2 separate regions of the Homo sapiens genome follow, and region 1 is linked to region 2. The links are chromatin loops, found by intact Hi-C in ENCODE. Cell type or tissue: PC-3. All regions are shown on one strand. Each heading gives the region's core, and the rest is flanking DNA. Links, peaks and the distances in the headings are about the cores only.

Evidence for each region. Peaks named below come from ENCODE experiments on the same cell type or tissue, not always from the same donor. Only the 100,000 strongest peaks of a DNase experiment are listed, where the experiment ranks them.
Region 1: a loop joins it to region 2, with 10 times the contacts of the local background. A loop is called at or near these places in 1 of 110 quality-filtered maps.

What each region holds. Positions count from the first base shown.
Region 1 is chr18:41,413,639-41,419,028 of GRCh38, forward strand. The region is part of intron 2 of LOC105372084 (a long non-coding RNA gene); the gene reads right to left. Among named protein-coding and RNA genes, the nearest start is that of KC6, 100 kb to the right of the region's middle. In PC-3, for the core only: no CTCF peak of the experiment used is centred there; no DNase peak of the experiment used is centred there; H3K27ac peaks cover 1,273 bases.
Region 2 is chr18:41,502,073-41,507,462 of GRCh38, forward strand. All of the region lies in intron 2 of KC6 (keratoconus gene 6), which reads right to left. It overlaps LOC105372083 (a long non-coding RNA gene), which reads left to right and starts at 2,062. Exons shown (of 2, transcript XR_001753428.2): 1 at 2,062-2,135; 2 at 4,495-5,390. In PC-3, for the core only: no CTCF peak of the experiment used is centred there; no DNase peak of the experiment used is centred there; H3K4me3 peaks cover 273 bases; H3K27ac peaks cover 2,976 bases.

The DNA.
Region 1 (5,390 bases), core at 333-5,332, 88 kb before region 2:
ATATATGCTAGTAAAAGAATGTAAGAGCAAGGAGATTACCCTAGCCATTCAATTCACCAATAATTTATTGAACTAATTTGTGCATAACACTGACCTAAATGATGCATTTGATTATTAATGGAAGGGAGGGAGGCTTAATGATAGTTGCCATTTACTTTATTACAAGAATTTTAGAAAATTTATCTTGTTTAAGAATTTCGGCACCATGTGAAACACAAATTATCCCAGATATACTTTTTAAGACGAGGAAACTAAGGCTTAGTAAGAATAACTTTTATCGAGGCCACATGAATATCTAGTGTTGAAGCTGCAATTTAAACCAGTTCCATGTCTCTGAAGCCAGCACTTGACACTTAACCCTCTAGTATATTACTCGCTAAATAGCCCTCTTAGTACTGCCATAGAGTAAATGTCCTCCCTAATCAGACTTGAGAGCCATCTTTGACATGGTAAAAATAGGTGGAAAGATGAAGCCTCTTTCTTTATTTTTATTGATTTATTTTTTTGAGATGGAGTCTCCCTCTGTCGCCCAGGCTGGAGAGCAGTGGCGCGATCTCGGCTCACTGCAAGCTCCGCCTCCCGGGTTCACGCCATTCTCCTGCCTCAGCCTCCCGAGTAGCTGGGACTACAGGAGCCCACCACCACGCCCTGCTAATTTTTTTTTGTTTTTTGTTTTTTGTTTTTTTGTATTTTTAGTAGAGACGGGGTTTCACGGTGTTAGCCAGAATGGTCTCGATCTCCTGTCCTCATGATCTGCCTGCCTCGGCCTCCCAAAGTGCTGGGATTACAGGCATGAGCCAGCGTGCCCAGCCTCCTCTTTCTTACAGCTTTTGTTTTTTGACTAACCAGATCAATGGGTAGCACATTAACGCAAACTATATATATGCTTTCTAACCAATTGTCAGGAAAGCGGAATTGGTCAACAAGCTCAGTCACAAGGTGAGGTTTAATAACTTGTTAATACAAATCGACATAGCATCTGGATTTCTTGCAGCTATAGCCTTTTCTCTTCTATACTCCCTTTGCCCAACCCACTGCTCCCAGTATCATACTCAGGTTAAGCAAGTATCTATGGCTTGCCTGCCTTAAATTCTGTTTTATTACCCTCCCAGTTCACTCCTCTTACCCTCCTATTGAGGCCACGCTGGGAACCTTGGCCTGTATATCTCGGATAGATATGCCTGACTAGTTCTTACCAGCTCCTCCAAGTAAAGCAGTGTTTCTCACTGCATTAGAACCATTAAGGAAAATTGTCATCTCCCTCTCTACCATTCATTACCTTTTCTACTCTGATTGCTAATCCTGGGTTGGGTTGCAGTTTTCTATAACATAACAAAATTTGAGAGCCAAATTCTAAGAGATGCTAGTGTTCATATCTCTTGCTGTAAAGTGTGATTACAGCATGGCTAGAAGAATTCTTGTAACCCTAGCATGTTTATGTCTGATTATATTACCCATCAAGGAAAAAATTCACTTTGCAAACTCTAACTTTCCTGTGAATACAGATTATGTCTGTCTTGTTTGCTAGTGTAACTTGAAAGGCACTTATAGGGCATGGCACATATTAAGTGCTCCACAAATATTTGTTTGATTTAAATCAATGGCTGGAAGACTGAACAGATGGAGCAATGGATGAATGACATTCTTGTTGGCTGAGCTAGCTTATTTCTTCTTCCCCACAACACATACCTTTTCCATATGATAGTAATAACCCTAAACTTCTCCTGAGCCTTGCAATTATGGCCTTGTTATATCACATCAGGCCAGTCTATTTCCCAAGATACCTGGATAAAATATATATGAATGATACTATGGATTAGGAGAGTTTTAGACAACCTAAGTGATGTATCAAGTTCTCCTATCACTCCTCTTTATCTCCTGGGAAAGTGAGTTTGTTGTGTTACACAACATAATTATCAAAGTGGCAAACACATCACATATTTTCTTATCATAATTTTAATTACTTTTGTTTGCTTGTCTTTGCCTTTTCCATTGAAAGCCTTCATTCATATTGACCCACTTCAATTTTGCTTAGTTTATAAATCCTGGTGAAATTTTAGCTAGAAGTGGCATGGCCATAGCTGAAGTTTATATTCATAAGTAACAATATGGGTAAGAACATGCCTTTGGTTTTTATGATAGTTTTTGAATCAGATTTTCAATGACTTAAAAGTTTTCTTAAAATGTGTACCATATGCCTACATTTTTTTGACATTTATAAAGAAGGTTATTCTGCGCCTGAGCTCTTTGGTTATCTGACTACTAGAGAATATGAGGCAGAGAACACTTACTGCAAAGAAAATGTTCTTTTATAGCATCCTTTAGTATGCATTATAGCTCTGAAAGAAATAGAAGCCAAGATTTCCAAATATATTAGTTTCCCAAAGTTATCACTCAACAATGTTTGACACAGCGGAGGCAATAGGTAAAGTTAGTACAGTCCTTGTTAAACCCTGGGTTTAATGATTTTTTTTAGGACATTCGTATTAAAATGGGATCGTTAAAAATATACTGCCATTCCAGCAGCAAAAAAATGCATACAATAAGTTCACACAATGCATACCAATAATGACTCAACAAAATAAATGGCAAAATGAAACCAGCATTGCTCACAGTGTGTTTAAAATAACCTTTAGGCATTTGATGAGTTTTATTGGTAACCATTTGGTGGCAAACTACTCAGTGTAAAAGAACAGTTTAAAAGCTAATAGGAAAAATCTGGCATTAATAACGTGGTAGAGTACAGTGAGAACAATAGTGAAGTTACTGCAGAAAGCAATGTATCTAGATAATTAAACTTAAGTCATTTTGGTTCTACAGCAGTAAAAGATATGCCTGCTAGGAACATGAGAGACCCCATATGCAAAGCTGACTCTAAGAGTAAAAAGTCGGCTTCGTGGTTACACAAATAGGTTGAAATAGAGTGTGGAGCAAGGCAGAGAAGTGTAGGCAGATCACTCGGATTCATTAATTATCCTCTCTCAGCTTTATTTTTCCTTCACTCAAAAGGTTATTACTATCGTTTTATTCTTAAATTATGTTGGTAAACACTATGCCTCCCTCTTAATCTGTGCCAGAATCATGAATAAACAACTTAAATGTGCAAAAGACCTTGGAAATGCATGCCAAGATAAACTATAGATAAAATTATCCATAGCTTGAAATTAAAGTTAAAACCCTAGTGCAGTTACTTAGTTGAGATATATGAGAATAGGCCAGTAGCATCTTTGTTTTTCCTTTTCTCAGTATGCATAATAATAAAGCAAACGTTAATAACATTTTTGTGATGCAGAGTGATTAATAAGCAATTAGGTCTGTGTCTAAATGATTTTGTTGGCAGTCTTCAATATGCGTTTCTTGGAAGTCTACTGCTGTCTGATACTGATTCTAACAACTAGTATAACATTTTTTTAAAAAATTATAGGATTGTATTAATAGCTAAACCATAACAAGAGTGGGTCTGGGCTCAGACAATGCACAGAATATGATCAGGGATGTTTAGGTATCAATGTAGAAGACACATTTGAAAGCCACCTCATCACTGATAATACAAAAAGGATGGTTGTGGGATCATCCTATTTGTTTTATTCTATTTATTATATTAAATTTTAAAATTTACAGTGTTTTGTGTTATGCTTTTCATCATTTTAATCTTGTCAAAAATCTAGATGAAAGGTACACTATATTGAACACGTTTTAAATTATGGGACCCTTGAACTCTATATTTAAAAAGAAAAAGCCAAGTAGTTTTTATTCTACCTAATCTAAACATACCTTTAAAATCCTGAATTCAGGCTGGATGTTGTGGCTCACACCTATAATGCCAGCATTTTGAGAAGCCAAGGCAGGTGGATTGCTTGAGCCTAGGAGTTCTAGACCAGTTTGGGCAAAATGGTGAAACCTCACCTCTACAAAAAATACAAAGATTAGCTGGGTGTGATGCCATGTGCCTGAAGTTTCAGTTACTTCGGAGGCTGAGGTAAGAGGATCAATTAAGCCCAGGAGGTCACGGCTGCCATGAGCCATGAGCGCACCACTGCACTCTAGCTTGGGAGACAGGGTGAGATCTTGTTTCAAAAAAATATAAAAGTAATAAAAATAAAATCCTGAATTCAAAGTTTGTTGAAGACTCAATAATTTCTTATACATGAAGACCACATGAAACTTTTCAATGTGTATTATTCACATTTAGTATTTTACTGAGTAAGCACAACAACTTTATGACACTGTATGATAAAGATGAGCTCCTGTGGGCTGATAAAGAAACCGAAGCCCAGGGAGTTCAGCAAACTTGTTCAAATAGAAAGTTTAGGTCTTGGACACAGAAACTCTGCATGTTTGAATTAAACACAGCATCAGCTGTCATGATAGAAAGGAAATTTTGAGTTCGAGTAATGAGACTCTGTTAGAATTTCACAAAATAGCTACTGAAAGTGTTCCAAACAAAAGAGTCAGGAATTTGGACACCACCACTACCACCGCACATACCCACCAAACCCAGATCATTCGAGGGAGGAGGCAGGAGAGGCTTTTGCTCTGCTTCACTTCAACAAATGACCCTGAATTTGGATTTGTAATATAAACTTTCAATACTTTTATACATTGAATTATTAGCAAGGGGAAAATGTTATTATCTCCTGAATGATATTCTCAAACATGCCAAAGTTTATTTTATATCCTAGAAATCTTCTCCCAAAAAACAATAAATGGCAGAAGAAGCAGGAGGGGGAGAGATGGGGAGGGAGCAGAAGAGGGAGCTGGAAGAAGAGGAAAGAACTTCCAGTCCCCACTTGCTCCTGAAATTTCTAGTCACAGACTTAGCATCATGATGCTCTTCAAATTCAATTTAGTGTGGTTTGATTATTAGTACAGAGCACCCAGAATGAGCTATGCTAGATGGCAACAGTATGTAAGGATCACTTCCTGATACCTTCTTCCCTCTTTTATTCCTGGCTCATGGCTTTGCTTTCTTAAAGCAAGAGGTGTCTGCAAGAATGGGGAGGGGGAGGCTGCTAGATGAGAAAAGAAGAAAGTAGCCTGATTGCAGCTTAGCTTTGTGAATTCAAGAAGTGTGTGTTTGAAAAATGAAGGTGCATAAGTTAGTGTAGCTCCAGGGCGCCAGCTTCCCTAGTGTTAGCATAGCTGACACACTGACAGTTTATATGGAATTTATGTGCCTATTTCCTCTGCTTTTTATGGGAAAACATGTTGTTACCTTACAGCTGCCCACATCACATGCCGCCAATCCACCTCTGAGCCATAGAGCACCTTTCTTGAGGAAACATACATACATCAAGGGCTTATGCATTTTTTACAATGTCGTAAGGGAAAAATAATAAAATATGGGTTATTGTGTACACCATTCCACAATTTAATTTTTTTTTATTTCA
Region 2 (5,390 bases), core at 231-5,230:
GAGTCACCAAGCTGTGCACCTGGTGTACGTGAGTAACTATCAGAAAGACATAGCGCCTTTTTATTCTCAAGAAAGCATTTACCACTCTACCAGCCATGTACCCACAGGGAGAAGCCATATTTTTCAATTCACACAAAGGGGTCAAAAACATACCAGTAACTAGTAAAGCAAATGATCTTGAAATTCCGCTAAGAACCTCCTACATGCTGAATCCCAACTGATCTTTAATTCAGTTTCTACAAAGCAACAGAAGCTACAATCTGAGAAATTTTAGATTTCCTGAAAATAGTTCCCAGACCCTAGATCCCACTGACACCAAATGAAATCAAGCCATGCAAGACAATTTTTACTTGGATTTCTTAAGGAGGGGATAAAGATTGGAACAGATCCACAAATAAATGCTCAGAAACAAATGAAACAATGAGCTAAGAGACGTGGAGAAAGCCAGGCCTGCACCTACCAACCTGCATGTCAATGGAGAGGCACAATGTTCTCATTATGTACATCATATGGTTGCCCCATTTTCAGATGTCTTAATGGCCTAGGAAGATTATTCCATTAGGGTTTCCTTAATTATTTTCACAGTTACTGTTACCTTTGCACCTGGCCTCAGAGTAGTTTGAGAATAGTGTATGAATGATGCTGCGATGCATTAACTATAGCTGAGCAATTACACCATTCAACCAGAATACAAAGGTAATTCAAAGCAATGAATCCTTAGCTATGTATATGACAGAAGAATTGGTTCTTCTCTACGGTCTTTCAGTCAGCCAGTTAATACGCATGTAATACAGGTTATTAGAAGTAGTTATTTTCAAGGGGAGTTAAAGAAGCTGGGACATGTTCCAAAGCTAGACATTGTTATTGATATAATTTTTTTTGTATTTCATTTAAAATAGTCAAATAATAAAAGTAAAATATGTGTAATTACCTAATTAACCTTGTGTGTGACATGTACTTATGACCCTTGCCTCATGTTTAAATCACACCTGTTCCTAATCCCTGTCACCATCCCTCATACTATTCTTGAACCTCATACCATCCCTGAAAGTGATCATTGTTTATCCCAATCCTAGGCCACTTTCTATCTCAAACTGCCTCCCTAGGGTTTAATATTTGCTTTTAAGCCAAACTAAAATGTACCTGGAGTGAAAACAGAGGCTTCAAAATGCCATGTGATCAACATAGCCTGGTCCCTCTAGTTGTTTAAATACTGTTGGGAGATTAAGCCCATTAAAAATCTAACAAAGAAATCTTAACAAATATTGCCCTCACAGAGTTGTCAGAAGCTGATAAATATGACTAATATTAAACAAATGGATCTGTTAAGTGACCCAGGAGGTTGTCCCAGGAGGGACCCAGGAGGTGTGTGTATGCTTTCTCAAGTTTTATTTCTAATTGAAGATGCCTTCTGAAATTTGTTGACACTGTTAAGATGAGAAACCCTAAATAAAGAAATCTTAGCATGGATTGTGATCAGTGTGATGTGGGAGAGTTTCTTATGTCAAGAAGGTTAGGTGCCCAAGTTTCCCGACAACAAATATTCTCAATAATCTATCTCACTCTTTCAGAATCTGTTAGTCCATTTTGCATTGTTATAAAGAAATACCTGAGTCTGGGTAATTTATAAAGAAAAGAGCTGTATGTGGCCTAAAGTTTTGCAGACTGCACAAGAAGCATGACACCAGCATCTGCTTCTGGTTGGGCCTTAGAAAGTTTACAATCATAACAAAAGGTAGAGGGAGAGCCAGGAGTGTCACATGGCCAGAGGAAACAAGAGAGAGAGAGGGAAGGGGTGCCACGCTCTTTTTAACAACCAGATTTTATGGTAACTCATTACCATGGGGAGGGCATCAATCCATTCATGAGAGATCCATCCCCATAACCCAAACACTCCCAGTAGGCTCTACCTCCAACACTGGGGATCACATTTCAACATGAGATTTGGAAGGGCCAAAATATCCAAACTGTGTCAGAATCCAAACATGGGCTGTTTGATTACGTGGAAAATTGTCCAGGTTTCCTTATCGCTCATGAAACTCTTTTATATCCATCCTACAGAGAGATGACTCATGGCCCAGGTGAAATTCAGGTCCAAGCTCTGGAGAGTGTGTGGGGACTGGTGAAAAGACATGGTAAGATGAACACATGTGTAAGTGTAAGAGCATAAAGGGGCTTTGTTTCTATTGTTTGTTAGTGATTGTTTTGGATACTGTTTTAAATTTTTCAGTTTGGAAATTGAGTAGTAATAAAGTCTCCTTGGAGTAGAAAGTTAAGGAAGAGAAGAATAAAGTGGGAATAGGTAGGTCAGAGGACAGAAGCCTGGGAGTTTTACTTTTTTTGATAAACAAAGGGAATTCAAGGAAAATTTTAGTAAGAGAGTCGTGTGATTAAAGTGGGTTTACGGAAACAAAACAGGATACTTGGACAGACTATGTGAATGTGGATGATGACACACAGCATATTTATGTAGCCTGCAGCTAGTATTTCTATAAAATTATTTTGTGATCTCATAAAATCTCAGTAGTAACAATAACATATTATTTGAATCCTCAATGGGCTAAAAGTTTCACGATTCCATCCACATGCTGATTACATGAAACCTTGGTAATATACCCATAGCCAATATATCCTAAAGTCTAGATTGATTTATAACCTTGCAATCTTTTTGTACCCATTTAATATCTTTTATATAAAATCAGACATCCTGTGTTGTCTCTGATGCTGTATCTAAAGAGTTGAAAGAAGAGGAGTTTAGGCCACAGGAGTCTTTTTGGAGAGAGAATATAATGCAAGAGATCAGTAAAGCAATAAAAGGGTCTGACTGTCCCATTCCTAGTATATGAAATTCAGTTAAAAATATAACACCAAGATTTTTTAATAAAAGGATAGAAGCTTGTGGCTCCTGTCATTGAAGGTTCTAGTGCCAGATGAATCTTTACAATTTAGATCTTGGGTAGGAGGAGGGATATGGGGGAAAAATGAATAAATCTATAAAATTTGACAAGTGACAGATCTTTGCCTGGTTAACTGGCTATGCAAAGATTTTAGTAAATTCTTCTGTCATTCCCAATTTATCTTATTCATGAGAATGTTATAATATTCAAATGACACAATGGAAGGTAATCCTATATTTGCTTTGCAGAACATTTTAAGACGTGCAGTCAGAGTATATAATGTAGTCCTGGTTTCACCACTTTGCAAAGACAAAGTTGTATAATAAACTCCAAATCAGGGGAGAAAAACATATGGTATTATTTTCATTGTTTCAGAATATAGTAACACTGATAACACAATAGTCCATAGACTTAGAGCTGTTTTCAGCCAAAATACCTAAAATGTATGAATTGCTGCAACCTCTTGGCCCCCTTACTCTCTTCGTGTTGGCAACCCTATCTCTATCTGCCTTTTTTTCGTTTGTCTCTGTGCCTGCTATTTTTGTCTCCCTCTGCCTTCTCTGTGTCTTTCTTTGTGTTGGTTTCCCTCTTCTCCAGTTCATCTCCTTCTCCACATTCCGACCTCAATAGACACTTCCCCGTTTGCTGTCCTATGTCTTCATACTTTTCCTAACATGAAAAAGGAAAATGCAAGCCTTTGCTTGGATGTTTAGTTTGCATTTCCTTCTAATGTACTTTCCGAAAACTCCGAACAAAATCAAGAATTTCAATCCAAACTCAAGGGAAAAATTGCAATAAAGTGGTACAAATTAGAACAGAGATGAGAAAAAGAAATATTGTCAAGTTCTTGGAATATTTTAAAATATTATTACTGTAGGGAATGGATGAAGAAACTGGTTTTAAGCAACTGATGCAATTTTGATCAATAATTGAAGTTGAATAATTCTAAAAAAGACTATTAGCTCACAGATTGAGGTGCTCACTATGGGATCAGAGAGGCCTCAAATTATGGATCAGAGGGACTTCGCTTCAACCCTCCCCTGTTATTTCTGGCTATAGGTCCTGAAGACTTATTTATCATCTCTAAGTCTTGGTTTACTTAACAAAACAAAATAGAAAATAATACTAGGGTAGCTGAATTAAGATAATTTAAGTAAAGTGCTTAGCACCACTCTGAAACGTAATATATGTTCAAACATGTTAGTCATTATCATCAACATTATGGTTTTTCTTATTTTTATTGGGTACAAGAATAACAATTTCCACGTTAAATATTTACTCTCATAAAGACAATTATCCATTTAGAGCTCTGTGTTCTCTTCTTTCATGAAAGTTTAGCAAGTTCTTATTTTGATTTAATTTTTATTTGTATAAAACATATATGTACAAAGTTTAATAATCAGAGTATATACGTACAAAGTTTAATAAGCAAGGTTTCTCAAAAATTGTGAAGAAAATAACAGTGTTTAGCCTTATCCATTTGCACTCTAAATTCTCATTTCCAGAAGTAATTATCTTTATTTTCCAATGTTACATTTTTTTCTGAATATTCTTCCCTCCCTATGCCTAAATAACGTGTTTATTCTATTTTTTTCAGGTTTTATTGTTATCTGTTTAGTTCCTGCTGCGGAAGATGAGACTCTCGCTCTCTTTGTCATTTCCCCACATGCACAGAAACACACATATTTCTACTTTTCTCATCCTCTCAACAGGCTATCATAACTTTGGTTAAATCAATAGTCAGTGTTTGTATATTATTATTGGATAAATATTACTTACAGTGGAACCCATTTTGTGTATGATTAGATATTCTTTCTTGTAGAACTTTATGTTTATCCAGGAGTTAATACTTATCTGATTATTTTCAGTTGCTTAATGTCCTATACACCTGTTATTAATTTATGCTGAACTCTCCAACAGAAACTGAAATCTTGTCTTACTATGTTTAAACACATTGGGTATTCTACAAGTTTCTTTTCTTATTTATGTATAATTCTCCTAGGGCTTTCCATCTTCCTGCTCTAGTCTAAACTGGTTGTTCTCTAGGCCAGTGGCAATGTTATCATCCTGATATTCTCCTTCACCATCAGCCTGGGAGTTCTGTTGGTTTTTCTCCTGTATGGAATCCTCTATTTCCTGTTATTTTTAAAAACTTGGTGTCAACCCTAATTTTCATGGGTATATTTATGCAATAACTTTTCAGAAAAAGATACAAAAAAAGCAACATTTTTTTTCCTGTGATTTTGCTTACTTGAAAATATCTTTATTCCATGGGTCAGCCAACTATAGGCTGTAGGCTAAAATCCTCCCATTTTAGTGAATAAGGTTTTATTAGAATACAGCCACATCCATTTGTTTACTTATTATATATTATGCCACAATGGAAGATTTGAGAAATTGCAATAAAGAACATTTAGATGATAAAATCTACAACATTTATTATCTGGACCTTTACGAAGCAAATATTTGCTAACACTTGCTTTATTCTATGTT